2 separate regions of the Homo sapiens genome follow, and region 2 is linked to region 1. Evidence: chromatin loops called from intact Hi-C (ENCODE). Cell type or tissue: MCF 10A. All regions are shown on one strand. Each heading gives the region's core, and the rest is flanking DNA. Links, peaks and the distances in the headings are about the cores only.

What was found. Peaks named below come from ENCODE experiments on the same cell type or tissue, not always from the same donor. Only the 100,000 strongest peaks of a DNase experiment are listed, where the experiment ranks them.
Region 2: a loop joins it to region 1, with 7 times the contacts of the local background. A loop is called at or near these places in 3 of 110 quality-filtered maps.

What each region holds. Positions count from the first base shown.
Region 1 is chr3:74,060,985-74,077,464 of GRCh38, reverse strand. No RefSeq gene overlaps it. Among named protein-coding and RNA genes, the nearest start is that of LINC02047, 69 kb to the right of the region's middle. In MCF 10A, for the core only: a CTCF peak has its summit at 10,142; no DNase peak of the experiment used is centred there.
Region 2 is chr3:74,991,491-75,007,970 of GRCh38, reverse strand. No RefSeq gene overlaps it. Among named protein-coding and RNA genes, the nearest start is that of MIR4444-2, 210 kb to the left of the region's middle. In MCF 10A, for the core only: a CTCF peak has its summit at 6,418; no DNase peak of the experiment used is centred there.

The sequences.
Region 1 (16,480 bases), core at 9,134-11,633:
GTGTCAGATAATTCCTAGAAAGGCTAATTGGTTGGTTGAACAAGGGAAAAATAAATAAATACATTGAAAGTTGTTTATTAATTTTTAGAAATTTGATTTACGTGTGTACGATCTAAATTTCAGCCTTCCTAAATTCATCTTCTCTTGTTTCTGAGATCTATTCACACAGGATCAGAAAGTACCACAGGCTGGCAGAAGGCACAGCATCATGCAGAATGCACGATTTCCAGTTCCCTGTGCTGGAATTCTTCAGGTGTACGTGTCATTAAAGGGGGAGCATCAAGTTGTGTACTGAGAGTTAAACAAGGTCATATGAAAAAGGATACCCATAAAATGAGTTCAAGTAATTACACTAGACAGGGTTTGATTACTCTCTCTGATCCGTTTACCTTCCCTGTAATTCAGAGCCATGCCTGAGAGGGCAGGACTGCCATCAGCCCAAGTCGGTGATTTCAGAGTAGCAAATGATAAACATAATATGTGACATGGCCCCATAACAAAGCTGCTGGGAACAGCACTTGAAACCCCATTTCCTAATAATGTCATAGGCCCCTTCATTTATTTGTCTTGGTGCCTTTTTCCTTCATCAGGCTGATTGCTGATAAGGATTCACATCCTATCGCAAACATGTCAGTCACTGAAGCCGCTGCGGCTTGTGAATGATGTCCAAATCAATATCTTAACAGAATTTTTTTGTTTTTTCAAAAGAGAGGAAGGTTATGAGAAAGATGAGATAACGTGAGTGTATTCATGGCAAAAGGCAGCAAAAAAGAGAATGATCATGAAGTGTGTGTGTGTGTGTGTGTGTGTGTGTGTGTGGTGAGGTTGGGAATGAGTGTTGAAAAGCACAAAAGGAAGTGGAATAGAAAGCCTGATGTGTCAATGCAAGGGTTATGAATACCAACCAGGAGAAAATCTTCTGATAGTTAAGGTGAAAGCTCTTTTAAAATAGTTAACTCGAAGCAAATAAAGGTAACCAAGCAGGAGTCTTTTCCCTGGATTTTTAGTAATTTCTAAAGCAAACACCTGGCTCGTTCTTTATTTCTCCACACAGTGCACATGTATCCACATGCTGGGCTATTTTTTGTGGGAAGTGCAGCAGAGCTCTGTTCCAGAATTGCCTGCTCAAAATTACACAACTTGGAGCGGCTTTACAAAACAACTATTTTTAAGAAATGCCAGGAGATTTTCTCTGAAATTCTAGTGTAGTTGGATCTTACGGTTCTTGGTATATTTGAATGGGCTTCAAAGGAGATTTTCCCAAGTGGCCCTCATGTTCTTTTCAAGAGGTGCACACCCTGTCGTAAGAATTATTTGGTGGTGGTTTTTTGAGTCTGGCTGGTGAAGCAATTCTTCACAAATCTCCCCTACAAAATGCAGTGAGAAATACATAGACCTTGTATGTGATAGTATCTTTGGGCCCCTTGAAGTATTGATATGATTGGTCTGACCCTCATGCCTGCACCATGAGAGTATAAAGCCCTCTCCAATATTTCAGTGGATTACCATCTCATAGTCAACTGTGTCCTTCTTCTGAATCTGACAGAAAGTTCAGTCCATTCTTTAATTCCAATGCTGAAAGATAGGTAAAGAAATAAAGTTACTCATACTATGCACAAGTGAGTACGGGTGATTTTACTAAAGATGTGGAAATGATTTGGGAGAGGGGTTTAAAAGTGAGCATTAGATGTCTACATCTATGAAATGCCCATTGGTTACCCTCCAACCAAGGCACTTCCCATGCCCCTCACCACCAAATCAGTGCCAGCCTTCCTCCATCTCACTTGCATTTCCCTGTTTCTAAGCCTGCCTGCTTTGCTTTGTTTTCTTCTTCCTTCTCAGAAGCAGAATTTCTCTCTCCTCTAATAAGATGTGATTAGACTTTCTCTTCTAGTGTCTTGGCTTACGGATAAACAAAACATACATTTTTTTTCAATGAGTGAAATTCTGACACACATGCTACCACATGGATGAACCTTAAAAACATGCTATGTGAAGTAACCCAAACACAAAACAACAAATGTTGTATGTAGAAGTTACTAGGGAAATAGAAGTTATTGCTTAATGGGCATAGTTTCTGTTTAGGATGATGAAAAAGTTCTGGAAACAGATAATGGGGCTTCTTGCACAACATTGTTAATGTAACTAAAGCCACTTATTTGTACACTTGAAATGGTTAAAATGGTAAATGTTATGTTACGTATATGGTGCTGCAATAAAAAAAGCAATTATGGGTCAGTAGTAGGTTAAAAACCGTTGAAGTGTACTATTAAGCAAAAATGGAAATTAATTAATAAGTAGACAAAGATTTTTTAAATTATCATGCTTAACACTAATAAAAAGTAAAGTTGGATAACTAACACACTGCTGATGAAATACAAATGCACATTGCATATCTGGAAAGAAATATGGCAATATAGGTCATGAGAGTGAAGAGTACTCATTTTTTAATTCAACAATCTCACTTAAGTTTGAAGACAAAGACTTATGCATTAATTTTTCATTCAAGTTTTTGTAGTTATTTATTGTGTTGTTAATGTCTTGCACAAAGTAGCTGGGTTTGCTATGTCAGCATTTAAGGAGATGGATTTTCTGTGCTACTAATCCTCCTAATAGGGCACAGGAAGGTCATGGTTATATAGTCAAAACGTTCAGTTGGTTCTTTGTTTGGAATATCAAAATATGTAAAAGATTCTATTTTGCCTCAGAGTTTACATGTATGGTGTTAGGGATGTTTAGAGTTCTTCAACATGACTCTAATATTACAGCAACATGAGATAAAAATTAAGAAAGGAATAAGCCAGGTGTGCTGGTACACACCTGCAGTCCCAGCTATTTGGGAAGCTAAAGTGGGAAGATAGTGTGGGGCCAGGAATTAAAGGCTGTGGCGCTTCATAATTGCACCTGTGAAGACCTACTGCCCTTCAGCCTGAGCGACAAAGTAAGACCTTGTCTCTAAAAAAAATAAATAAAATAGACCAGGTGCGATGGCACACGCCTGTAATCCCAGCATTTTGGGAGGCTGAGGCAGGTGGATAACCTGAGGTCTGGAGTTAGAGACCAGCCTGACTAACTTGGTGAAACCCCATCTCTGCTAAATACAAAAAATTAGCTGGGCGTGGTGGCACATGCCTGTAATCCCAGCTCCTTGGGAGGCTGAGGCAGGAGAATTGCTTGAACCTGGGAGGTGGAGGTTGCAGTGAGCCGAGATCATGCCACTGTACTCCAGCCTGGGCAACAAGAGCAAAATGCCATCTCAAATAAATAAATAAATACATACATACATACAAAAATAAAATAAAATTTAAATTTAAAAATATTTTAAAAAATAAGAAACGGAAATGTATAGTATTACTCACGCACACACAAAGGCAAACTCTCACAGACTTCCAGCGTACTAACTTTTCCTATTACAATATTCCCAAACTTTTAATCTTTTTCAGAGCCACCTGTTATAAATTTGACCCTTTACTTCAAACTCTGACCCTTTTGTTTGCTCTCTCTGAGAGGAGCTAAAAAACAAGTCATTCATGAGATCATATGCACAAAAAATAAATTTTTCATTCCTGTTTAATCATCTCGTTTAGCAGGTTATTTTCAGCAAGTACATGAGGACTTTGAGCTTAAAATTGAAAAATTTGAAATCAGAACAAAAAATCAAACAGAAATGGCTTTGTGAATTTGATTATATGCTATTTGAATACTTTGATTTTCAGAGTCTTTCTACAATAATACAAACTTAGGCCCATACTTAATGCCCTGAACCGTTTGTTGTTTCATACTTAATGCCCTGAACCATTTGTTGTGATTAGTGTTCTGGTAGCATCAATTGTCATATTATAGAACTCCTACAAAGATTTTACAAATCCAACCTTACATTTAATTTATTTAATATGTTCACAAAGACTTCATTCATTAGGTTCTTAAGCAGTTTGGCATGTTTACGTTTCAAAACTCGGTCAAGCTTCTTTAAGAAAGGAAAAATCTTTCCAAATTGTTTTGAGATTAAGTGGTGGAGAAAATACTAATCAAACAAAAACTTAAGCCACTTCTGCTAACATAAAAATAAGGCTGTTTAAGAATATTATTTTTTTTACTCAAATATTTGACTAAAATCACATAAGCAGCCTGAAATAAATACAGATAAGTTACTTAGTTTCTCATTATCCCAATAAGAATGAGCACTGTGTAAAGTGTCATTCACTCATTCCACTCTACGCTACGGTGTGTGAGCACGTTCTAGATCCTCAATAGCCAACCAAAGCCCTTTTCTGCCCAAGCATTGCTTGTTCTATTAGTGTAGGGAAACAGGAATAAATCAATAATCAAGAAAATCTATAATACTAGGTAGTGGCAATTATTATGGAGGAAAGTAAAATATGGCAAAAGGGTGAAGGAGAGGGTTGCTATTTCATATTAGATGGTCAGAAAATGTTCCTTTCATTGCTAATAATTGTCACTAATAGATTTTCTGCCTCTGTTCTGCTTATCTAATGCTATGAAACAAACATTCCTAAAACATAATGTCTTAAAATGATAACAATACTGATTTTGCTCGTGAATCTGCAATCTGTATAGGCTATTGTGGGGGCAGCTCCTCTCTACTCCCCTTTGTGCCAGCTGGGGTGATGCGGAAGCTGAGGCTGGAGTCACCCCAAGCTCGCTGATTCATATATCTGACCCTCATGCCTGCACCATGAGAGTATAAAGCCCTCTCCAATATTTCAGTGGATTACGGTCTCATAGTCAACTCTGTCCTTCTTTAATTCCAGCCCATTCTTTAATTCCAATGCTGAAAGTGCCTGAGCTGGCAAGACTGAAACCCCTGGTGACAAGAACAGCCAGGACCCCTCAGGCGTCTCTTTCCGTCTCCATGGGGTCTCTCTACAGGATGTTTCCAGCATGGTGGCTTTATGGTAACCAAATATCTTGTATGTCGTCCTGGGAGAAGTTGTGACCTACTCAAGGAAGTCCCATAGCATCACCTGTGCCACACTCTATTGTGCCCAGGTTGAAAGGGAGAGGAAATAACCTAAGAAGGCTCTGAAACAGCATGCAGGACAGAAATATTGCTGTGGCCTTTTTAAACAATGCCACGGGATCTCTCTGTTTTACTTCATATGGAAAATAGGAAAATCAACTTTAATTGAGCACAGACTCCTAGACCTCTTCTCCAAGGACAAAAGTGAAGCTAATACAGCTTTGAGGTATCAGCTCTGCCTCCAAATTTCTGGGCTACACCATCTTAAAATAGTAATTACTGCTCTTACCCTTAACACATTCATGATGCTGGCATTTCATCAATGTTTTTGTATACAGCCTTCCTTTGAGCATGCTTATGAGAAAAATGACCAAAAGTAGATGTGTATAATCTTCATTTGAACTATACATGAGTGAGCAGGTTTGTGGTGACTCACATCACTTGGATCAACTTGAAAAATATTCCACACTGACACACCACCACTTTCAGACTGGTAAATATCTCAACACAAAGTTATAAAAAGGATGTCATAAATGGTAACATCCTCATGCTGAGGACCTTGGTAAGTACAGATTCCATCCAGATTGTGAGTCTAGGGAAAGCAATGGCTCCCAGACATCTTTCAATGAGGTTTCCTGTTTATTCAGAAAGGATGGCAGCAGCACATGGCACCTACTCTTTCAGAAGCTGGGATCCTTTGGCCTTTTCCTGCCAGCATCCTTTGCTTGTGCTTTCCTTATTAAACTTTATGTAACAGAAGATCTCTGCTCTTATATCTCTATTCTTGAAAAGTCCTCAACAATGTGACATGTGCCCCCAAAGTCAGTCGTTGCCAAAGCCCATCAATGAGAAATAAATAATTTATTGAAGATCTCGGGCAAATGGAGAAGAGAATTGATATACCACATGACACAGTGTAAATTTAATGAAAATTCTCTTCTCTGCCAAGAGACAACTGTCTCATCTCTCCTTCCCTTTTACAACCACATGTGCCTTTTAATAATTCCCTTTATAACGTGAATGGCTATAACCTGACTCTCCTTGCCCATTCACCCATAGGTTTTCCCTATTTACAAATCCACGAGCAGCCCAACAAAAGCACAGAAGATGCTCAGCACTGAGTGTCTATCACTCCTTGAGCAGGGCCTTGGAGTCCCATTCACACTGAATCAACCCCAGGAGCTGAGTGCTTGGACTCCATAGCATAGTGGTTCTCAAGCTTGGCTGCACAGTGGCATCATCTGGTATGTTAGGGCTGCACCCCAGATGAACTGAATTCAGTGCTCATGGTGGTAGATACCAGGCTCTATGTTTTCTGATGCAAAGAGAGGAAACTCAACAACTTCTACCCTGTGGGGACATCTGTTGCTTTCTAAAGCTTCTACCACCACTTCCTTCTCATGTTTCTTTTACCTGGTCCCCCTCTCCTTGCCCACTCACCCATATGGTCTCTCCATCCCAGGAAGCAGCCAGAACAATTCTATGGCTAGGATTTTGTGGTATACATTGTGAGAAGCATTTCTTTCAGCAGTGGCCCAATTATTCTTACAATTAACAGGACTAATATAATTTTAACATGCTTCACATAAAAAACTTTGAAAATACCACAAGGAAACATAAATGAATGAGTCAAAACACATGGAAATGTGCCTTTGTGCACTATTGCTGTTACAAACAAACTGGCATGTGAGCTTTAGTTGATATTTTCTATCCCCTAAATGTAATAGGATATTTACACATCTATGTATATTATTATAAATTTATATGTTTTCAAACACAAAGTTATTTCCTTCATTAAAAATATCCAGTTTGCCTACCAAACAAACTATGTACGTTATGGACTGTGATGATTCTTTGAGATAATTAACGTAAAGCTTTTAGCACTGTGCAGACCTGGGGCTTGGGTGAGGTAAGGGTGTACAAAATTTAAATGCTAAAATCCTCAATGATCAAGAGAAGTAATTTTGTTTCTTTCCAACTTTATTTTAGGTTCAGGATACATGTGCAGGTTTGTTATATGGGTAAATTGTGTGTCATGGGGGTTTGGTGTACAGATTATTTTGTCACCCAGGTAATGAACATAGTACCCGATTGGTAGTTTTTCCATATTCTCCCTCCTCCCACCCTCCACTCCCAAGTAGGCCCCCGGGTCTATTGTTCCCTTCTTTGTGTCCATGTGTACTCAACGTTTAGCTCTCACTTGTGAGAACATGCGATATTTGGTTTTCTGATTCTGCTTTGATTATCTTAGGATAAGGACTTCCAGCTCCATCTATGTTGCTGCAAAGGATGAAAAGGACATGATCTCATTATTTTTATGACTTTGTAGTATTCTGTGGTTTATATGAACCACATTTTCTTTATCCAGTCCACCATTTACTTTTGCACCAACATAATACTTTTTGACTTTTCAATAACAGCCATTCTGACTGATGTGAGATGGTTTTTCATTGTGGTTTTGATTTGCATTGAGAAGTTACTTTTTCATGTGATATATTTCAAAGTTAAAATTAATGGAAAAATCCCCCAATGAACAAAATATCAACATTTTTAATAAAGACAAGTTCAGTAACAGTACCATGCTGAACAATTTTGGAACCGGAAATAAGAAAAAAATGAATAAAACAGATTCCACTTACATTTGAATATTACTATCTTCTTCATCATGGATTTATTGCATTTATTGTGATTTTAAAAATATATTGCTTTAAAATATTGTCTTGATTATTGAGTTTTTCTTTTCCTTTTTTGGTGTCTTCTTAAACTTTCCACCTGAGACAGGTACCTCACTCACATCACCTTACTCCATGCCCTTGAACAATGTCTGGCACATACCAGGTTCTCACTAAATGGTTGATTTATCATCAGCAAGTCATACTTTTCCATCTCTTGCTCAGCCTCAGATGTTCCAAGCCCTCAGGTCTAATAGCAACTAGCTGCCTAACCCAAACATATCCTCCTCTTCACTTTCTTCTCCTGCAGAAAGACTTGGCACTCAATATACCACCCTAGTCTTATAATTTTTACAGGTTAGAGCTCAATTAGCTTCACCTACAGAATCTCTTTTCCACACTTGAATTCCATCTTTAACTCTTGCAAAATGTTCAGAAGATTTCTTCCAATCTCCAGAAAACTCCATCTGCTTCTTTTTTCCTCTAATTAAACCTAGTTCTCGTCAAATAACAGAACATTCTATGAAAATATCATTTTGGGGGCCAGGTGTGGTAGCTCACACCTGTAATCATAGCACTTTTGAGATGCCAAGGCAGGCAGATTGCTTGAGCTCAGGAATTCTAGATCAGCCTGGACTACATAGCCAAACCCTGTCTCTACAAAAAATAGAAAAATTAGCTGGGTATGGTAACATGTGCCTATAGTCCCAGCTACTCAGGAGGCTGAGGTGGAAGGATCACCTGAGCCTTGGGAGGTTGAGGCTGCAGTGAGCCATGATCATGTTGCTGCACTCCAGCCTGAGTGACAGTGAGACCATGTCTCAAAAATATAAAAAAAGAAAAAATATTATTTTTCCTAGTCAATATTATTGTGACAATCATTAGATTTTCATTGTTGAATATTTAAAGTTCTTCATTGAGTGTATTAGTAGCCATGATGCCAGGGGAAAAATATTGATCTTAGTGTTAAAAGTTCTGGATTCAAATCATAGTTTTCTACTTAATGCTAATTGTATGACCTTGGGCAAGATACTTGTGTCCATTATATTTTCTATTTGGAAGCTATTTGGTACGCAAAAATGTTACACACTTGTATGCTTTATTTTCATGATCAGTAATAATATTAGAAACGTAATGAGAATCCCTGAGCTAGCTTTAAAATATAGACATCACTATTTAAATCAATGCAATATAAAATGCATCTTGAATTGCATAAAAATAAGTTATAGATTATAAAAAATAATTGCTACAATATGAAGACTTCTTATGTGTATTATATAAAGCAAGTATAAAAGAGATAGTAGATTATACCGTACTTGATTGTTGCTTGGATAACATTGTACAGTAAGTATCATTTTCTTTCTTTTTCCTTTTTTTTTTTTTTTTGAGACAGTCTCACTCTGTCACCCAGGTTAGAGTGCAGTAGTGCAACCTTGGCTCACTGAAACTTCCACCTCCTAGGCTCAAGCCATCCTCCCACCTTAGCCTCCAGAGTAGCTGGGACCACAGACATGCACCACCATGCCCGGCTAATTCGTAGGTATCATTTTCTAAATACAACTTCTTCTGTGTTTCCTAAACTTCAGTGGCTTTCAGACTTTGGTGTATATTTTACTAAAATGCAGATTGCTGGGCCCCTCTGCATTAGAAATTCTAATTCAGAAGGTCTGAGCTGAGGTTTAAGAATTTTAATTTCTAGGGAGTGCCTGAATGATGCTGATGCTGCTGATTCAGAGACCACACTTTGAGAACCACTGTTCTAGTCAAATCCTTACTAGGGGATTTTACCCTAGTATTCAGCATCACTTTGATCCCACTGTACAATGAGACTATGTAAGAGAGAGAAATGAAAAATGAGGCAGAATTTCATCCTTTATTGTCATAGCAACCAGCAATCACTGTGATAATGCCCATAACAAAATAGCGTCTTATTGTTTTATGAGTTGTCAATCAGATTTTAATCAAATTGATTTTTTTAACTTGTAGAAATAATTCTCACCCTCATATAACTCCCTGGGCCCATTACATTATATGAGATCAGGAGACACAATTGAGTGAGCAACTTTGATATTTCTTTCTTCTACAGAGTCTAAATTTTGATTCTGAATCCTGTTCCAAAAACTTTTTCTTGGCTTTGACATTGGCTATTATCTCCTCACTCTGCCAACCTGCTCTTAAACTGGCCCAGCTTCAATCTGGGCAAAATGCCCTGATGAAGCCAGGAAGCAGAATTGATTGCTACCAAGAAAACCTTGCCCTCTTTGTCTGTTCCTGTTATCAGGCTGGAAAGCAATCACTGGAAACTTCATTCTACTCACAGAATATTCAAAGTTGCGTCTGAAGTATTGTTCATTTGAAACCAGTGAGTATCCAGTCATACTCACTAGTATTTGCTTGGATCTCAGTAATATCTGTCCAGCATTGCCCTCTAGTGCTTGTGGGCATGTTTCTAAAGATGCCTCACATCTTCTAATTAGGGGGTTTGGAAATAAATTATTTAGAGAAAGATATCCTCCCATAACTTCACAGCAGGCTGAATGAAAGTTAAGTCCCAGACAGCATAAGAAGTTTTATGAGTACCTCTTACTTGGTCAACCAAAAGTGAAATATATATATATTTCTACTTTTATTCATCTTTTCTATTATGACAGACAAGATTTGTGTATACTTTTGACCGGCCTGAAAAGAAACAGTGTAGATTATTTAAATGAAATAATTTAAGCCACAATTTTTCCTTTGTGCTACAATTTCTTTTGCTCTGCAAATTTATCTTTATATGTATTTTCTAAACACAGTATGAGGTTGCGCCTTCAGAAAATGCTGCAGAATTTCTTTCAGGATCAGCTAAAAAAGTTCTGGATGGTTGTTCAGTTTGGGATGGGGAGCTTGGTACAAATTTTAGCAATGTCTGAGTTATATACTGACGCTTTCCCTTTCTGCCTGGAAAAAACAATTAAAAAGAAAAAGAAAATGAAAGATTAAAGAAAAATCAACCAACAATCTTATGTGTCTCATTTTGAACTCTATTCTTTCTCAACTGTGCAGGTAGCTCCCTGCACAGCGTGGCCACCAAAGGTCACAGACAGTGTCTGCTGTGCTCATCTGTTCACGTGACAGGAAAAGTGCCCTCTGCGTTCTGGCCTGAAAAGCCAAAATGCAAGTGTATGACCTCCCTGATCTCCTGAGTTGTTTTTTTTTGGGAGACAGAGCTTTTGTGTTTCTAATTGGGCTAGAAGTATAGCTATGGCTTTTGCTTTGCTTGAAAGCAAACAGACAGTGGGATTTTCCAGGCAGCTTTGACCAGCTAGCAATGCTACCTATCAGTCACATTGATGGGAACAAGTAGTAGATACTACAAAAGGACAGTCATTTCTGCAAATAAAATTCTCAAGAAATAAATCCTAACTAGTCAACTTTCCAAGTTAATATACATCAACAAAGAAAGTAGATTTCTTTAAGACTTGCCTGAATTTTAAAATTAAAATCAATAGGACATGATAAAGCTGCAAAGGAAACATGCTGAAATGTATTCTTAAGTGATGAAAAGATCAGTTATTTCTTTATATTTTTCTTCATAATTTAAATTTTATACAAAAACACATTTAACAGCTTTATTGGGGATAAATCATACACTATGAAATTCATTCGTTTTAAGAAGACAATGCAATGCTTTTTAGTAAATTTAGAAAGTTGTATAATCATCCCCACAATCTGCTTTAGAACATTTCCATCATCCCAAAAAGTAACCTTGTGCAATTTGCAAACAACCCCTCTTCCTACCTCTAACTGCTGGGGACCAATGATTTCCTTTCTGTCTCTCTATATTTGCCTTTTCTGTGTAGTTCATAACTTGAATTGCACAATATGTGGTCTTTTGTGTCTGGCATCTTTTATTGAATATAATGTTTTCAAGGTATGTACATGCAGTACCACTTTCTTTTTGGTGGCTGGATAATATTCCATTGTATGGATATCCCCCATCTTGTATATCAGTTCATCAGCTGATGAACATTTGGGTTCTTTCTGTTCTTTGCCTATTATAAACAATGCTGCTCTGAACGTATATTTTTATTTTCCTTGAGTAAGTAACTAGAAGTGGAGTTACTAAGTCATATTGTAAATTTACATTTATGATTGTAGGAAACCATCGAACTGTTTTCTGCAGTGGCATTACCATTTTATATGCGTGATCTAACTTCTCCACATCCTCAGTAGCATTTGGTGTGTCACTATTTTTTATTTTAGTTTTTTTGATATTTCTGTGGTGATATCTAATTGTGGTTTTAATTTGTACATCTTTAATGACTAATGATGTTGAGCATCGTTTCCTATTTTAGGCCATTAGTGTATCTTCTTTGGTGAAATATTTATTCAAATATTTTGCCCATTTAAAAACACAAACTTTATTTTGGATCAATTTCCGATTTACAAAAAAATGCTGCAAAGATAGCAAAGAGGCCGGGCGCAGTGGCTCACGCCTGTAATCCCAGCACTTTGGGAGGCTGAGGCGGGCGGATCACGAGGTCAGGAGATCGAGACCATCCCGGCTAACGCGGCGAAACCCCGTCTCTACAGAAAAATACAAAAATTAGCGGGGCATAGTGGCGGGCACCTGTAGTCCCAGCTACTCAGGAGGCTGAGGCAGGAGAATGGCGTGAACCCGGGAGGGGAGCTTGCAGTGAGCCGAGATCGCGCCACTGCACTCCAGCCTGGGCGAAAGAGCGAGACTCCATCTCAAAGAAAAAATAAAAATAAAAAAATAAAAAGATAGCGAAGAAATTTCCTGTATTCCCTTTACCTGCGTTTCCCATTATTAAGACCTTAGATAAACATGACACATTTTATATGTTTACATATAAGTCCTTTATCAGATATATGATTTGCAAATGTTTTAAAATTATATTTTAGTTATATAATTGATATACATGCCATAAACCCACTAAAAAAGCAAGTGCACAAAGTATATATTGACCAACCCAGTTGAGTGAGGTACAATATGATGGAGGTATTTATTCTATAGTCAGTGTGGAATGCAACTATCACATTAACAATATTATTCTTAAACAAATCTTTAAAACGTTATATATAGTGTCTCCTGGTGTATTCAACCCAGTCAAATTTTCCCACCAGCATTGGAATTGTTTTTTTTTTTTTCTTTAGTTCAGTTTCAGATAAACTGGAATTGCCTTTGGGGGCCACTCTGTACCAAAATATTTGTCCTTAAATGCTGCAGTATCACTTAACGTGGCATAATATTTGCACAAAAAATCATGCGAATTGGGAATCTTAGAAACACCATGAGGTCTACATGTGAGAGTTCGCAGATACTGCATTCACTGACTCTCTCTCTCTCTGTCTCTCCTCTATTTCTCTCTCTCTCTCTCAGTCCCTCCTTTCTCTGTCTCCCCTCTCTGTGTGTGTGTGTGTGTGTGTGTGTGTGTCCTTACAAGTGAATTTAATGCAAACACTTGAATTTGTCTAAGTTAAATTCTCCATATGATATGAGACTATATGAGGTGATTTGTATCTAGAAAAGGCTACACACAAACAAAAAAAAATGGTTTTGACATTATCACCATTTTCTGTCAGCTTTATGGGCTGAATTGTGCCCCCCTTCCAAATTCATCAATTGAAGTGCTGATCCCCAGTACTTCAGAATGTGACGTTTTTGGAGACAGGGTCTTTATAGAGGTAATCAAGTTAACATGAGGTCAGTAGGATGAGACTTAATCCAGTATGACTGATGTCCTTATAAGAAGAGGAAGATTGGATACAGAGGGGTATAAAGGGAAGATGATGTAATGACATGGAGAGAAGATGGTAATTTACAAGACAAGCAGAGAGGACTGGAACAGATCTCTTCCTCTTGGAGCCAACACTGCTGACACCTTGATCTTGGACTTCCAGCCTCCAGAGCTGTGAGACATAAATTACTCTGGTTTAAGCCATGCAGTCTGTGGCACTTTGGTGCAGCAGCCCTAGCACACCAACACAGCAGGAGAATGACTTCTTCAGTGACGGTGTTGATGTCCACTTGCCCTGGAAGAGAGGTACAGTCAGGGAAATGCATGGAGCAGAATCTCTGGGGACACTGACTTGACCAGCATTTTGTCAAATCAGTGTTTGTTGAGCTGGTGGATGATCTTGTTTGGGCAGCAGCAGGAGGGATGGCTCAGGAAATATCCTTGTTTTCTTCGTAGAACCACTTTCACTCCTTTCCCAACAGAGCTATGTCTTTCTATTCCCTTTTCTTCTTCCCCAGCTCCCTTTCTCTCAACCATCATCTCTAAGAATACCTCAGGACACTTTGCAACACAGTAAGTGATTGCCATCAAGAAAAGTAGGAAGGTAAGGAAGACCCTTGTGTTATAACAGAGAGAATTTAGTAGTTAGTAGGGAGCTGAGAACACACAATAATACTTACAAATATTATTTTCCTAAATTTTTATTTATGATTATTTAATAGCACAAATTCATGAAAACTGCTGTGGAATTACACACACACAGACACACACACAGTTGCTTATTCCCTTTTTAATGTTTAAATCATTTGTTTTTTTAGTTACAAGTTATTACCACCAGCTAATGGAAATGTTGAAATGAAACCCTCTTAGAGTATTATGACACTGAATATCAAAAACACTTTTAACAAGTTCACATTTTCCTACATAGAGTCTCCAGTGCTGTACCAATGTACCAAATCTACTTGCAATAGATAAGAACATCTAACATTTATTCTGATGTAAGAAAATCTCAATGAGTGTATGCAAAAAAGGAAAAAAAAATCAGATCTCCAAAAATAAAGATGTGGCAGATGGCCACTCACTCTAAGACAGATTCATCTAAATATTAAGCTGACAGATTCATCTAAATATTAAGCACACTGTAATATTTAAATATTCAATTTAAAATTAAAGTCTCACTCAACTTTTCAGGAACAGGCATATTCTGTTAGACTAGAAGTACCTCAATTGGGAGTATTTTATTTTAATCGTTCAACAGATAATGTATTGAGATGACTTTGGGACTAACACCGCCAGAACAGGCCTTTTGGGATTTGGTGGAACAAAGATAATTGCCACACAGTTTTTGCCCTGTAGTAGTCCACAGACTATGAACAGAAGATGGACCAATAAGGAAAGTTGAGTAGTAACATACACGATGCCAAAAAAGAGTGATGGTCAGTAAGGCATAGTGAAAAACACACAGGCTTGAAATACGAAAGTCTAGATTTGACATTCTAGCCCCATTTTTGAAATAAATTTTTTGAGATATAATTTACATATCACACAATTTGCCCATTTAGAACATACAATTCTATGGTTTTTAGTATAATCACAGAGTTGTGCAACCATCATAATAACCAGTTTGAGAACATTTTCATTACACATCCCCAAAAATATCCCATGCTCATTAGTAGTCATCCCTTATTTCCCTTCAATTTCTTTCCCACTTCAGCCCTAGATAGTCACTAATGTACCTTCTGTCTTTACAGATATGCCTATTCTGAATATTTCATATAAATGGATTCATATAATTTGTGGTCTTCCCTGACTGGCTTCTCTCACTTAGATATTGCAGCATGTGTCAGTCATTCCTTTTTATTGCTCAGTAGTATTCCGTAGTATGGATACATCACATTTTGTTTATCCATTCTCAGCTGATGGACCTTTGGGTTGTTTCTCTACTCCTATTTTTTGTTTGCTATGTGATCCTTGACAACTAATTATAGACAAGAGCCAAACTCTTGTCTCTAACTGCCTGGCTTCCAAACCTGGTATGACTACTTATCAGATGTGTCCCTGCACACAATTTTCGAGTTCCCTGTGCCTCAGTTTTCTCATCTGTAAAGTGGAGATAATAATACTATTAACCTGCTGGAGTTGTCTAGGAATTCCATTAGTGAGCACATAAAAAGCCTTTAGCACAGACTTTGGTCCATTATATATTCTCAAGAAATGGTAGTGACTAAAATTGTTGTCCTCTCAATATTTTAATACATTCTGATTTTTCTTATCTCCTCATCTTAAAACTTTCAACAGTGGACTGTTGTGAGAGTAAATGGAGTGTATGGAAAATTTTGGTACAATATCTGACACATAGCTGGAGTTCAGTAAATAAGATTTAGGGAACTAAACTCTTTTCTTATATCATAAACAAAAATTAACTCCAAATGAATCATAGACCTAAATATAAAAGCTAACATTATAAAACCCTTAGAATAAAATACAGCAGTATATTTTTGCGACATTGGATAGACAAAGTCTTCTTAGATACCAAAAGCATAAGCTACCAAAATAAATAATAAATAAATACACTGGACTTCATAAAAATAAAAAACTTTTGTGTTTCAAAGCACACCATGAAGAAAGTGCAAAGTAACCCATAGAATGGGGGGAAATATTTGCAAATCATGTTGCTGACTTCTCCTGTCCTCTTCAGAGTAAAATTTCAAGGTTGCTAAGGATCCTTTTATAAACTTTCAAGAACTCCCACAATAATTTCTAAAATCTCTAGCTCTGTTCACCTAGTTTGTTCTGTATTGACATTTCCAGAGAAATGAAATGCTCTTTTGGCAGGCTACTGGTTTTGTACCCATCTGGTGCTCCTCCAACTCCATCATGAAGGCAAGGCTTCTCTGTGGCTCCCTTGTGGCCTGGCCCCAGTTTTGGGTGTCTGCGATGTCCATTTCTGGTTGCTGTCCTGTGGGGCCTCTATGGTTTGACTCTTTCACTCCTCTATTGAGAAATCGAGAAAACGTTATAATCAGAAAAGGATGTGATCTTTCATGTTTTAAGAAAGACGAGACCTAAGAAAAATAAATCCT
Region 2 (16,480 bases), core at 5,301-7,800, 930 kb before region 1:
CCAGAATGCCTCTTCTCCTCCAAAGGATCACAACTCCTCAACAGCAAGGGAACAAAACTGGACAAAGAGTGAGTTTAATGAGTTCACAGAAGTACGCTTCAGAAGGTGGGTAATAACAAACTCCTCTGAGCTAAAGAAGCATGTTCTAACCCAATGCAAGGAAGCTAAGAACCTGATAAAAGGTTAGAGGAATTGTTAACTAGAATAACCAGTTTAGTGAAGAACATAAAAGACCTGATGAAGCTGAAAAACACAGCACGAGAACTTTGTGAAGCATACACAAGTATCAATAGCTGAATTGATCAAGTGGAAGAAAGGATATCAGAGATTGAAGATCAATTTAATGAAATAAAGTGTGAAGACAAGATTAGAGGAAGAAGAATGAAAAGGAACAAACAAAACCTCCCATAAATATGGGACTATGTGAAAAGACCAAACCTACATTTGATTGGTGTACCTAAAAGTAATGGGGACAATGGAACCGAGTTAGAAAACACACTTCGGGATATTATCGAGCAGAACTTCCCCAACCAAGCAAGACAGGCCAACATTCAAATTCAGGAAATACAGAGAACACCACTAAGATACTCATTGAGAAGAGCAACCCCAAGACACATAATCATCAGATTCACCAAGGTTGAAATGAAGAAGAAAATGTTAAGGGCAGCCAGAGAGAAAGGTTGAGTTACCCACAAAGGGAAGCCCATCAGACTAACAGCAGATCTCTCTGCAGAAACCCTACAAGCCAGAAGAGAGTGGGGGCCAATATTCGACATTCTTAAAGAAAAGAATTTTCAACCCAGAATTTCATATCCAGCCCAAAACTAAGCTTCATAAGTGAAGGAGAAATAAAATCCTTTACAGACAAGCAAATGCTGAGGGATTTTGTCACCACCAGGCCTGCCTTACAAGACTGCTGAAGGAAGCACTAAATATGGAAAAGAAAAACTGGTACCAGCCACTGCAAAAACAAACCAAAATGTAAAGACCATTGACACTATGAAGAAACTGCATCAACTAATGGGCAAAATAACCAGCTGGCATCATAATGACAGGATCAAATTCACACATAACCATATTAACCTTAAATGTTATTGGGCTTAATGCCCCAATTAAAAGGCACAGACTGGCAAACTGGATGAACAATCAAGACCCATCGGTGTGCTGTATTCGAGAGACCCATCTCACATGCAAAGAAACAAATGGCTCAAAATAAAGGGATGGGGGAGGACTTACCAAGCAAATGGAAAGCAAAGAAAAAAAAAAACCAGGGGTTGCAGTCCTAGTCTCTGATGAAACAGACTTTAAAACAACAAAGAACAAAAAAAGACAAAGAAGGGCATTACTTGATGGTATAGCCATCAATGCAACAAGAAGAGCTAACTATCCTAAATATACATGCACCTAATGCAGGGGCACCCAGATTCATAAAGCATGTTCTTAGAGACCTACAAGGAGACTTAGACTCCCACACAATAATAGAGGGAGACTTTAAAGCCTCACTATCAATATTAGAACAATGAGACAGAAAATTAACAAGGATATTCAGGACTTGAACTCAGCTCTGGACCAAGTGGACCCAATAGACATCTGCAGAACTCTCCACCCCAGATCAACAGAATATACAGTCTTCTCTGCACCACATAGCACTTATTCTAAAATTGACCACATAATTGGAAGTAAAACACTCCTCAGCAAATGCAAAAGATGGGAAATCAAAACAAACACTTTCTCAGACCACAGTGCAATCAAATTAGAACTCAGGATTAAAAATCCCACTCAAAACCACACAACTACATGAAAACTGAGCAACCTGCTCCTGAATGACTACTGGGTAAATAACAAAATTAAGGCAGAAACAAATACGTTCTTTGAAACCCATGAGAACAAAGACAAAACGTACCAGAATCTCTAGGACACAGATAAAGCAGTGTTTAGAAGGAAACTGATAGCACTAAATGCCCACAGGAGAAATGGGAAAATCTGAAATCGACATCTTAACATCACAATTAAAAGAACTAGAGAAGCAAGAGCAAATAAATTCAAAAGCTAGCAGAAGACAAGAAATAACTAAGATCAGAGCAGAACTGAAGGATATCGAGTCATGAAAAACCCTTCAAAAAAACAGTGAATCCAGGAGATGATTTTTTGAAAAGATTAACAAAATAGATAGACCACTAGCCAGAATAATAAATAAGAAAAGAGAAGAATCAAATAGACACAATAAAAAATGATAAAGGGGAGATCACCACTGATCCCACAGAAATACAAACTATCATGAGAGAATACTATAAACACCTCTACACAAATAAACCTGAAGATCTAGAAGAAATGGATAAATTCCTGGACACATACACCCTCCCAAGACTTAACCAGGAAGAAATCAAATCCCTGAATAGACCAATAACAAGTTCTGAAATTGAGGCAGTAATTAATAGCCTACCAACCAAAAAAGCCCAGGACCAGGTGGATTCACAGCCAAATTCTTCCAGAGGTACAAAGATGAGCTGGTACATTCCTTCTGAAACTATTCCAAACAACAGAAAAAGAGGGACTCCTCCCTAACTCATTTTATGAGTTATTATATTTATGAGGCCAGCATCATTCTGATACCAAAACCTTGCAAAGACACAACAAAAAAGAAAATTTCAGGCCAATATCCCTGATGAACATTGATGCAAAAATCCTCAATAAAATACTGGCAAACCAAAACCAGCAGCACATTAAAAAGCTTATCCACCAAGATCAAGTTGGCTTCATCCCTGGGATGCAAGGCTGGTTCAACATACAAAAATCAATAAATGTAATCCATCACATAAGCAGAACCAATGACAAAAACCACATGGTTATCTCAGTAGATACAGAAAAGGCCTTTGATAAAATTCAACACCCCTTCATGCTAAAAAATTCTCAATAAACTAGGTATCAGTGGAACATATCTCAAAATAATAAGACCTATTTATGACAAACCCACAGCCAATATTACACCGAATGGGCAAAAGCTGGCAGAATTCCCTTTGAAAACTGGCACAAGACAAGGATGCCATCTCTCACCACTCCTATTCAACATAATATTGGAAGTTCTGGCCAGGGCAATCAGGCTAGAGAAAAAAATAAAGGGTATTCAAATAGGAAGAAAGGAAGTCAAAATATCTCTGTTTGCAGATGACATGATTGCATATTTAGAAAACCCCATTGTCTCAGCCCAAAATCTCCTTAAGCTGATAAGCAACTTCGGCAAAGTCTCAGGATACAAAATCAACGTGCAAAAATCACAAGCATTCCTATACACCAATAATAGACAACAGAAGAAAAGCATGAGCAAACTTCCATTCACAACTGCTACAAAGAGAATAAAATACCTAAGAATACCACTTAAAAGGGATGTGAAGGATCTCTTCAAGGAGAACTACAAACCACTGCTCAAGGAAATATGAGAGGACACAAACAAATGGAAAAACATTCCTAGCTCATGGATAAGAAGAATCAATATCGTGAAAATGGCCATAGTGCCCAAAGTAATTGATAGATTCAATGGTATTCCCATCAAGCTACCGTGAATTTCTTCACAGAATTAGAAAAAACTACTTTAAATTTCATATGGAACCAAAAAAGAGCCCATATAGCCAAGACAATCCTAAGCAGAAAGAACAAACCTGGAGGCATCATGCTACATGACTTCAAACTATACTACAAGGCTACAGTAACCAAAACAGCATGATACTGGTACCAAAATAGATATATAGACCAATGTAACGGAACAGAGGCCTCAGAAATAACACCACACCTCTACAACCATCTGATCTTTGACAAACCTGATAAAAACAAGCAGTGGGGAAATGATTCCCTATTTAATAAATGGTGTTGGGACAACTGGCTAGCCATATGCAGAAAACTGAAACTGGACCCCTTCTTTACACCTTATACAAAAATTAACTCAAGATGAGTAAATACTTAAATGTAAGACCTAAAACCATAAAAACCATTGAAGAAAATCTAGGCAATACCATTCAGGACAGAGGCATGGGCAAAGACTTCAAGACTAAAACACCAAAAGCCATTGCAACAAAAGCCAAAATTGACAAACAGGATCTAATTAAACTAAAGAGCTTCTGTACAGCAAAAGAAACTCTCACCAGAGTGAACAGGCAACCTACAGAATGGGAGAAAATGTTTGCAATCTATCCATCTGAAAAAGGGCTAATATCCAGAATCTACCAGGAACATAAACAAATTAAAAAAAAAATCAGAAAGTGGGCAAAGGATACAAACAGACACTTTTTAAAGGAAGACATTTATGCGGTCAACAAACATGAAAAAAAGCTCATCATCCTTGGTCATTAGAGAAACGCAAATCAAAACCACAATGAGATACCATCTCACGCCATTTAGAATGGTGATCATTAAAAAATCAGGAAACAACAGATGCTGGAGAGGATGTGGAGAAATAGAAACGCTTTTACACTGTTGGTGGGAGTGTAAATTAGTTCAACCATTGTGGAAGACAGTGTGGTGATTCCTCAAGGATCTAGAACTAGAAATACCATTTGACCCAGCAATCCCATTACTGGGTATATAACCAAAGGATTGTAAATCATTCTACTACAAAGACACATGCACCGGTATGTTTATTGCAGCACTATTCATAATAGTAAAGACTTGGAACCAACACATATGCCCATCAGTGTTATACTGGATAAAGAAAATGTGGCACATATATCCCATGGAATACGCCACAGTGATAAAAAAGAATGAGTTCATGTTCTTTGCAGGGACATGAATGAAACTGGAAACCATCTTTCTCAGCAAACTAACACAGGAACAGAAAACCAAACACTGCAAATTCTCACTCACAAGTGGGAGTTGAACAATGAAAGCATATGGGCACAGGGAGGGGAACATCACACACCAGGGCCTGTCAGGGGGTTGGGTGCTAGGGGAGGGATAGCATTAGGAGAAATATCTAATGTAGATGACAGGTTGATGTGTGTAGCAAACCACCATGGCATATGTATATCTATGTAACAAACCTGCATGTTCTGCATATGTATCTCAGAAGTATAAAAAATAAATACTTTTAAAATGCAAATTAAATAAATGGAAACACCTCAGTTAAATGCCACCAGGATGTTTATTATATACTTCCATAAGAGATCTGTATTCTTTCCTCATTTTAAAGCAGTGTGTTCATAAACATAGAATAAATAAGATGTTTATTACAGTGGGAGGGGATCCAGAGGTGTGGTGTGTAGGTATGGAGTGGAGAGGTTGCTAATTTAAATTCCAGCTTAAAATGATCAATTTTAAATTATTCCACTCAGAATATCTCTTTAGAAGTAAATCTTTGTTCAATCACTCTGAAAAGCTACTTGACAATATTTCAAAGATGTCCTGTCCTTTCACCGACCATTTCATTTCCAGGAAACTCTCTAAGGAAATACTCAGAAAGCCATTCAAAAACATAGGTGTAAAGATAGTCATTGAAGCTGTATTCTAAATGTGCAATAACATCTAAATCAGTTTTGTATTTTCATCTGATGAGGCATTATTCAGAAATGTTTAATGGTAATTTTAAAAGATAGTTACACAAATGCAATACATATATCATTTATGGCTTTGTTATAATAATTATATTTTGGGGAAAGATATAAAACCGTATTTTCAGCTTTATTTCAATTTTATAAAAATACACATCTATATAAAAATAGACCAAAAGGAATATATTAAATGTTAAGTGAGGTTATTTTGTATTATGATATAATAAATAATGATTGTTATTTTACTTCCTTTTGGTGGTTCTGTGACTGTTTTAAAAATTTTTTTAATTTACTAGAATCTACTAAATTTCTAATTTGGGGGAAATAAATATGCCACTTGAGAGACAGAGGGAAAGAAAGAAAGAGAAAGCAGAGAAGCAACCTTGTTAATTGAGCATGATAATGACTTCAGACTTTAATAAATAATATTCTAGTTGATGACAGAAACCCACAATAACTGAGTCTAAGAGAAGCTAACCCAATCACATATTAAGACTCTTTGTAGAGTTGTGCTCATGCAGGGCAAAAGAAAGCTGACAAATAAGAAACTATGACATAGCCAAGTTTTAAAATAAGCCCCAAAGCGCAGAGTTGGATATATTCTTCATAAGCTAGGTTGACAATAGCTGGGTATTTGAATTGTTTGTGTTTTCTTGCCACTGAAATCATTTTACAAAAGCGTCAAATTTATTTATTTAAAATATCTTTTACTCCACTTTTAGCACTTAATATATTTTTAACCTTTTATTTGTAGGGATTTTTTTGTTCTTGTTCCAAAATTAATAGAGTGGCTAGATTTCACAATGGGTGCCTATACAAAAGCCCCTGTAAATTCGATTTCCCAAGGCATAAATAAATGTCAGTAACTCTCATATGTCTAAAGAGGGAGCTATTGACTAAGAATGGCTGGAATATGTCAAATTGAATAAAGATATTTCTCAATTCACAGAGGAACTCTCATACCTGTTACTAATTGATTTTGATTCTATTGATACTTAATTGAAAAAAGTACATCACTTTATGAATCAATACCACCACTATGAATCTGAAATACTATTTTTCCATTGGCATCATTTTTCTAGCTGCAACAGTTTCTCATCCCTTCACTGTTCCTTACCCTTACTATAAATTGGTACCAAAAAAATCTTCCATTTTTGACAAGTATTATATTTGTATGGGTTCTATAACAAAGTACTATGGTATTTTCTACATTTCCACTATCCATCCTCTTTGCAATATTCATAAATTATAGTATTATATTATCATTATGCTTAGCCTTTAAAAGCTGAGCCAGAAACTAGACCTTGGGAAGATTTGTTTTCAAAATTAATCCATTATGTAATTTTGAATTACAATGGATGATAACATACTAAAGAAGAAACTTCATACTAAGTAAGTAGGTTGAGTAGTAACAATTTCTGAAGCATGCGTTATGCATAGTACATATGTACACCTATTGAAATAAAGATGGCCAACTTCAGGTACTGGTTATTCCAACCTGGTGATTTATAAGTAATATTTCTGACATATTCTCATAAAATATAATCAAGACAGTTTCTGGCACTTACAATCCTGAATGCTAAAAAGTTTTCAGAGAGTCATGCTGAGCACAACACAATGTGTATTTCTAAAACATTGCAGAAATATGGTGTCAATGAATTTGCAGGTGAAGCTCCTTTGAAAAGAACATCATACATTGACTGCCATCTTCCTCTTTCCATAGACAAAATAAAACATCTTGAGAAATCTACCCAGTTAATTTTTATTTTCCCAAAGAAGAGATTTTTCATGAAATGACTGTGACTGTGATTTGTGATATGGGTCACACCACTGCTTTCTTCCTATCTATGTCAGGATCGCTATGTGATATGATTTTGGTAACTGGCAGAATTAAGTGCAAAGCAATGTTTCCTTCCAGTTTGATTTTGATAAGCTCTCAAAATCTAAAACACTCTACTAGGATTTCAACTTAGCAGGATACTATTAATCAAATTTCTTAAAAAATAATTAATGAAAACATAGTAAAAGTACACTGACAATAAAACTTGAGCAGTTAAACATTCAAATGATAATGAATCATTTGCATTACTGAAAAAGACATAAATTAATCAGATACTTGAATATAGAAGGTAATAAAGTGACTCTACATTAAATGTAGAATTTATTTTAAAATTTATTTTTAATATGATTACATTTAACTAAAAATTTAATATTTAAATATTAAATATTTAAGAGGGCCGGGCGCGGTGGCTCACGCCTGTAATCCCAGCACTTTGGGAGGCCGAGGCGGGCGGATCACGAGGTCAGGAGATCGAGACCATCCCGGCTAAAACGGTGAAACCCCGTCTCTACTAAAAATACAAAAAATTAGCCGGGCGTAGTGGCGGGCGCCTGTAGTCCCAGCTACTTGGGAGGCTGAGGCAGGAGAATGGCGTGAACCCGGGAGGCGGAGCTTGCAGTGAGCCGAGATCCCGCCACTGCACTCCAGCCTGGGCGACAGAGCGAGACTCCGTCTCAAAAAAAAAAAAAAAAGAGAAAAACTGAGACTGTACCTTTACAATTGGTAATAATAGGTGTTGTTTATTGTTTTCTATGACATGGAGTGCATACTGATTTAGTTCTTACCTAGACACACTGTAAGGATTTACAAAAAAATCATTTTTTGAGTTGAATAGAAAATGAACCTGACCATTATTCTTTCACTTATATCAAATTATAGATCATTACCCATTAGCTGAAAATCATTGAGTTATCAAGAAAGACTAAGAAGATTAATTGCTTTGTGTTTGAGATAAAAATTTCCCCAAGGGAAACAGGTACCCAGGGTTTAGTAGCACATTTCTAATAGATCATATTTCATGGCTACATTTACTCACTAGGAAGTTGTGTATTAATATTATCTTAGGACCTAGGCCATATCTGTGATTTGGAATTTGTAGATATAACCAAAATGTCTATCAAATATGAAGGTAACACTTTTTTGACCCAACTGTAAGTTATAGGTTTTATTATATTAAAAAATTATTTAAGATGGTGAATTTGCATCAAGCCAATTAAGCTCTTTCACCTCATCAGCATTTGACTAGCAGACTGGGTTTTTGAGTCAATGATTCAAGACTTCAGTTGCAGGCTGGTCAAGAGATTTTTCTCCAAGTGATGCTAAATGGCCCCATGACAATTATGTTATGGCTTTGACCTCCTTGCTGTCAATAATTGACCTAACAGATTCAGACATTTTCTGCAGTCTATTAATGGGCCAACATGGATTTTCTTCTATGAAAAATAACTATCAATATCTTTTTTTTTTTTTTTTTTGAGACAGAGTCTCTCTCTGTCACCAGGCTGGAGTGCAGTGGCAAGATTCCGGCTCACTGCAACCTCCGACTCCCCAGTTCAAGTGATTCTCCTGCCACATCCTCCCAAGTAGCTAGGATTACAGGCATGTGCCACCACACCCAGCTAATTTTTGTATTTTTATTTCACCGTGTTGGCCAGGATGGTCTCGATCTCCTGACCTCGTCATCCACCTACCTCGGCCTCCCAAAGTGCTGGGATTACCGGCATGGACCACTGTGCCTGGCCTTCAATATCTTTTAAAAATACCTTTTTAAGACTTTTGAATAGTCAACACAATGAGTACTGCAAAGATTCTGATTTGTAGTTAAAAACATTTTAAACCAGACTATAGGTAAAAAAACTCCTTATATTACTGCAAATAATTCAAATGGAGGCAAAAATAAAAACAAAAAAACCTTAAATATTATCACCTTAATTGGAAATATGAGTTTCCCATAGTAGTGTTAGCTTTCTCACTGCAAACAATTGGCACTAGAGGTGAAGAGGAAATTAACATCACAATAGGTCAGTCATCACCCCTCATGGTTTGAAAATTTATTCATAATATTGATTGACACTAACATATTGTAATTGTCTCCTTTAATGCAAAGATGATGACCATGTAGGAATCAATGTGAGCAATGTCTCATTTTTAGAATGCCGATTTGATTCCAAATTACTGATTAGTTCTGCTCAGAGAACAGGGTCATTATGAACTATTAGAGAGCTCAGTTATTTGTAACAGACATTTTCAGGGTCAGAGTAAGTGAGTAAGAGCAATATTCCTGCACTATATAAAGCAGTTGTTGTAGTTTGGGAGTCTAGAAGGAAATTAAAATCTACAGAGGTGTCTTTTTGCATTTATATTTCATGGGAGAGCAGTCATCTCATTTTTAAAAAGGTAAAGCTTCATTCAGATTATTCATTTATTCAACAAACATTTATTGAGTAACCAGCACTAAACTGAAGGCTCAAAAATAAATAAAACTTGTTGTTCCCTTTCAATGTGCTGTGTTTCCAAATAATTTTTCTTTTGTAACCATTCATTTTGATAGTGGGACTTCCATACCATTTTTAAATATTGTTTGAAATTTTAAAATAAATGAAATAACTTGACTAAAACAAATAAAATAGCATTGAGAATTACAAAACACCTCCCAACCACTAGAAATGTCTGATATGAACTCTTTATTCCATCTCAGCCTGTCACAGACCCCTTTAACTAAAATTTCTTGGTATGGGATAAGAATCTGCATTTTTCAGATGTTACCAACTATACTGTTTGGGAACCTCTCATAGAGTGAAATGATAGTGTCTTACGAACAAAGAAAGAACACAGAAACGGCCGGGCGCAGTGGCTCACGCCTGTAATCCTAGCACTTTGGGAGGCCCAGGTGGGCGGATCTCAAGGTCAGGAATCGAGACCATCCTGGCTAACACGGTGAAACCCCGTCTCTACTAAAAATACAAAAATTAGCTGGGCGTGGTGGCAGGCACCTGTAGACCTGCTACTCGGGAGGCTGAGGCAGGAGAACGGCATGAACCCGGGAGGCGGAGGTTGCAGTGAGCCGAGATGGCGCCACTGCACTCCAGCATGGGCGACAGAGTGAGACTCCGTCTCAAAAAAAAAAAAAAAAAAAGAAAAAGAAAAGAACATAGAAACATTGAAAGAAAGATTGCTTTGAAAATGGCTTTCACTGTTGAAGACAATTTTAAAGATTGTACAAACTATGTGGAAATACTATCTTAGCACAAAAAAAAAGCAATTTAACAATGAGATTTTTATGGGTACCTGGACCCTAAATTTTATTTCCTGTTTCATAGAAATTCACACAAGTAGATATTTTATGCCCAATAATTTCTGATAACATTTTATTTTGTAATATTATCAAAACAAAATCTTTGATATTTGTCCAAATATTGCAAACTTAAATCATTTCAAAATTTTTCTTATTCTTAACCAAAAGCAATGAAGCTTTCCCCACCTCTTAACTCCTTCTCTCTTCTTCTCTCTTCTTTAGAACTTATTTTAAAGATCACAGTGTTCTTAGCCTTTATGTGTCTTTCAAAAACCTTAAAATGAAAGCAATATGATCTTGAAATCATAATAAATAAGTTTAATATATGTGTGTAAATGGGGTGTGTATATATTCTTTTAGGTGTTTCCTTAAATAAGAATTCAGATACTCTTTATAGTGGGAGTGGAAAGAATACCGATTTGGGAGTAAAAATTTTTTGCATCTCTAGACCAAGGTAATACCATTTAATATTCTAGGAAAAATATGGAATCAAATTATTTGTTAAACACTTTCAATACATCAAGTATTTTATTTTTCCCTAAATCCCATAAATAAAATGTCATTTTCATTTTCTACTGAAGAAAAGAAAGGCTTAGGGAAGCTAAGGAACCTGCCCAATATAAGTATCCTATCCTGGTTCAAGGCGATTTTATTTAACTTCAATGTCCACATTCTTTCTAAATTATCCTCTATTGTAACAAATGAGCAGAGAACTTTCACACCTGCAAAAGATGCATATCTTTCTTTGTTCATTGTCAGTTTAAGGCAAGAGCAAATCTTGGACTAGCTTCTCTTGACAAGTCATTTATGAGTGGTGGTTGACTAAACAGCAATGATGAAAAGATTCTGAGGTTGAAGTAGGACTTTCCAGGAGCTAGCTAGTTGGTGATACCTGTGTTCCTTTTAGGAGCAGCCACATGTGTACATGTTCATTGCCTCTGACTTAGATCCTACAAACAAGATGCAGCATCTGCTTCTTATTCTTAATTCCATAATGTAAGTCCAATGAGCAGAATATACTTTACAGTATTTGCAAACAATATAAGAATGTTTCACAAACATACAATTTGATGTTACTGTTTCCCCATGTGCTCAATTTGCTGTTATTGTTTCTCCATGTACTCACTTATTTATGCTTTTAATAGTTTAGCACAGTTTTTCAAAGACATATTTTTAAAATGCATGTACAGTGTAATAAATATGAAAAGGTGCATATAAAATATAACTAAATAGGAAATGACAGATCTAAAATTAAAATCAATATTTAATCAAATTAATTATTCCTGACAGATTACACTGAATTTACTATTTCTGTGTGCTTTCAGTATGAATAAAATGAGGCTCATAATTAAGATTTATCATTTATCATAAGTCACAAGAATCCTTAATTCATTCCAGCCTCCATAGTCCCATTAATATGAGCACTTATGAAATACCAGATAATTTCTGGTAATGATAGTGACTTAACTTCTACGGATATGAGGACTTAGGGGTTGACATTCTAAAAATCTATTTCTAAGTTTATGTAGAAAACTATAGACAGCAAAAGAGCAATAGGTCTCTAACACAAAACTGTCACTTCGATTACATGTCACACCTAAAGAACTTAGAATAAATTTCAGACATCTTACCATACCCTTCAGGGTCCTATACGACCCAGTCCTGCCTATTCCTCTGATCTTAGCACCACTCTCCCCTTCTCCACTTTGTCCCAGAAACCTTGAAGTTATCTCCCATCTCCTGAATCAGCAAAGCTTGTTCCAGTCTTAAGAGCTGTGCACTTCTTGTTTCCTCTGCCTGGAGCCTTTTCCCTCAAATTTTTGTAAGACCAGCCTATCTTGCTACCTACATCTCAGCTCAAATTATACATTCTCAAAGGGGTCTAACCTGACTTCCCCTTGCCTTCAATCGCTTTCAATCTCAATATCTTATTAATCTTAACCACTGTCTTAAAAAATATATAATTTTTGTCTGTCTTCCTCCATAAGAAAATGAGCTCCAGGAAGGCATGAATTTTGTCAATATTGTTTATGCCTATATCACCAGATATGAGACAAGTGTCTAGCCTACAGTATGGGCTTGGAAATATTATTGAAGGATTGAGTTAATAAGTAAAAGAAGAAATGACTGAATGTCAGTACTTTTACTATTTTATTCTATCACAGGATGGTCATATATTCTGAGAAAGCAGGGAATTAGACAATTTTCCCAAGACAAAACTAATCCTAAACTATATAGTGTTAGCTTTTAAATAATTTTATGATTTATTCTCTTTTCTGTAGCATCTCAGCTCTGTATTATTGATATCTCTTGTGGGAAGACAATTCTTATATTGGCTTGCATCTTCAGTTGGTTTGAACTAACTTCTAGAATATTCTCTTTGTAGTGCCACATTGCAATGGCCTCAATTAGGTGGACAAGCATGTGTATGATTACTAGAGTGAGGATTTGTATAGTAATTCCTGACAGGGTTTTTAATAATGCCAGTTAGATTGCCACAGTAAGAGATGACATTAATTCAAAAAGGAAATTTTGTTTTTTTTAAATGCAGTATGTTTTTATTCTGTCAGCACTAGGAGTATATCCAACTACATATAATAGCATTTTATATCAAATCTCCCCTGTGTTAATATGGAAGAAGTGGCTGAAGTGGCTGCAAAATAAAGCTTAGCCTAATAAACTGTCCAATTCTGAGGGTTTCAAATATACTACTGTTTTAGATTATGTATACTAGACTATGATTTTTGATAGACCTTGGACATATTTGGAAATCTGTAATTACCATAAAGCAATATGATATTTATCAAGTGCCTTTTAAACATGTTATGAGTATTCTTACTTGTATAAAAATTCACTCTGCCCTCTAAGAGTGTATTAGGTAGGATTAGATCGGCTTCAAGAGACCAAAAACTCAAAATAATTGAAATATCAATACAGTAGAAACGTATTCCATCTCAAATGAAATAAGTGTAGAAAGAGTCTGTTTAGGGTTGGTCAGTGCATCACACTGTCAAACACCAAGAGTCTTTCTGCATTTCTTCTCAGCCATCCTCAGCATGTGGTCTCCATATCATATTCTGAGGTGGCTGGTCTAGCACCAGCTCCAGGACCCAAATCCAGCCAAGAGAATGAAGAAAGGATCAAAGGATTACACACCTTCTCCTTTCTAAGAAGAATTCCCATTGACATGTCATTATCCAGACTTAATCACTTGCATGCATAGGGAAACCAGAATATAAGATTCTTATTTTTGATTACTGTGTGCTCAGCTAAAATTTAAAGATTGCAATTCTAATGAAGAAAGGGAGAAAGGCATTTGGGGACAAACTTCTGCTACAAAGAAGTTACCAAAGAAGGAGACAAGATGGAAAATCTAAAAGTTAAATGTCTAATGTTTAAATTATAAATTGGAGACTGGGTGCAGTTGCTCACACCTGTAATCCTAGCACTTTGGGAGGCCAAGATGGGTGGATCACCCGAGGTCAGGAGTTCAAGACCAGCCTGGCCAAAATGGTGAAATGCCGTCTCTACTAAAAATAGAAAAATCAGCCAGGCATGGTAGCGGGGGATTGTAATCCCAGATTCTAGGGAGGCTGAGGCAGGAGAATTGCTTGAACCTGAAAGGCGGAGGTTGCAGTGGGTCAAGATCACACGATTACACTCCAGACTGGGCGACAGAGCGAGACTCTGTCTCAAAAAAATTAAAATAAACAAAATAAATAAATAAATAATAAGTTGATAGTCATTATAGGGGGGTTAAGAAATTAGGGCTTTGCAGTTAGGCTGCTGGGATTAAAAGTCTGGTTCTGTCATGTATTTGCAATATGAACTTGGATAGGTATTTAAACTTTGCAAGACTCAGTTTCTCATGCATCAGTAGAGAATAATAGTAGAATTACAGTATTGGGATGACAAAATAAAATGAACATAAGGTCTTTAGTATAGAATCTGGCTCATATTGAGCACTCGATAAATATTATTCATGAAGAAGAAGATGATGATGGTGATATTGATGTTAATGGGTGATAGCAAATATAATGGTATTATTAGCAATATAAGAATGATCAAAACATGATTATTATGATTAGTGTCAGAGAATGCTTGGAAGGCTTCATAGATGGGGGAGTACTTGATACATGGATAGGCTGGATTTACAGAGCTAGAAAGGAAAGCAAATTCCAAGATGACCATATTAATGCATCATCAGCAAGTTCAACAACATCAACCTCCACACTGTTTGAATCCTCCATAATTTTATTGCAAATGGATTTAAAGCAATTGGAAGATGGAAGCTTACTGAACTTAAGTGTAAGCATTGTTTGATGATTGAGTTACTAACATGGACAATTATTCTATTGCTGAACATTTTCTGAGTTCCTTTATAGGAGAAAAAAATATTACATAAATTTGCTACAGTCCAGATAAGTGAACTCTTTAGGTAGCAACTTGAATGGAAAACCAATAGTCTTCTAATCTTCAAATAGTAAATCACTCTTACTTTCCTAATGGTAATTTCAATGTTACCAAAACAATCCCCCCAAAAACCAAAACATCTAGAAATCTTAAAAGTTTCCACCGATGGTAAACCAGAGAGTAAAAGTATTGTCATTGTACCTATTTTCCATCCAAAGTTTTTGGGTTTACACGTGTGTGTGTGTGTGTGTGTGTGTGTGTGTGTGTGTGTACCCAATCTCTTCTTCAAAATGTGAAGAGCTTTGGGCATACCTTCAATTGCTATAATTAATTTATTCTTGCCCAAAACACTAAGAGATTCACTTGAGCATGAATTCTGCATTTTTCCACCATTGGAAATCACTTGAAAAGTTCCCCCATTAGAAAGCCTAATTTAAAATTAATATGTATGCACTTTCTTTCATCTTTTAAATATGCAAAAATAAGCTGTTTCTCAGTGATGAAGAACTGAACAGTGGTTTGAAATGCCACTTATTTGAATTTCATAAGTCAATCTTTCCCTATATCTTTTTTTTTTCTTCCTTTGGCTGTCACTCAGAAAATTGCAGGCAAACAGTTGAAAACTAAGCAATATTCCCCACAAAGTCTGAGTCTTAAAGAGCTAGTGCGGTTGTGACTTTCAATCATCCAGTTTACTCAGCTTATGTGATGTAATTATTACTTTTAATAGCAAAAATTGCAATTACTTTTGAACCACCCTAATACTATTAATCTTTTTACCCCTTACCATGTGCCAGGCACGTTCCTAAGGACTTCACATTCTCTCTCTCAGTTAATCCTCACCAAAACTTGATGAGATGGTTGTTATTATAGTACCAATTTTAGAGCTCACATAACTGATCTGCAGAGCGGATCAGTTGGCCAATGTCATAGAAGTGACAAATGGACACAAGATTAGAACCCATTCTGTTTTTGTCTACATACCACATATTTAAGCCCTGAATTACTTCGCCTCTCCTCTCATGCATATACACATCTTATTTAAGGCTACTAGACAACAAAAAATTGCTGCTTTAGCATAAAATTATGTTATAAAACTTTATTTCCACAGTAACAATTGTTTGGTACTGCACCTGTGGCTCCATTTCTCAATTCTACAAACATTTGGCTGAAAGCATTGTACACAGTGTTGCTATAGAAAACATGCTGGTGAGCCCACATTTATGCTATAAAAGTCGGCTGCCTCCAGAGGAAATGACACAGCAACATGTTTCATTCTTGTAAAAAGAACCTACCCCAATGTCTACACAACTGTCTGAGATACAGTAAACTCATTTAAAGGCAGAAGAGGAAACTGTGCATGGAAAACTACTGGCTGCTTGATGTGTGTGTGTA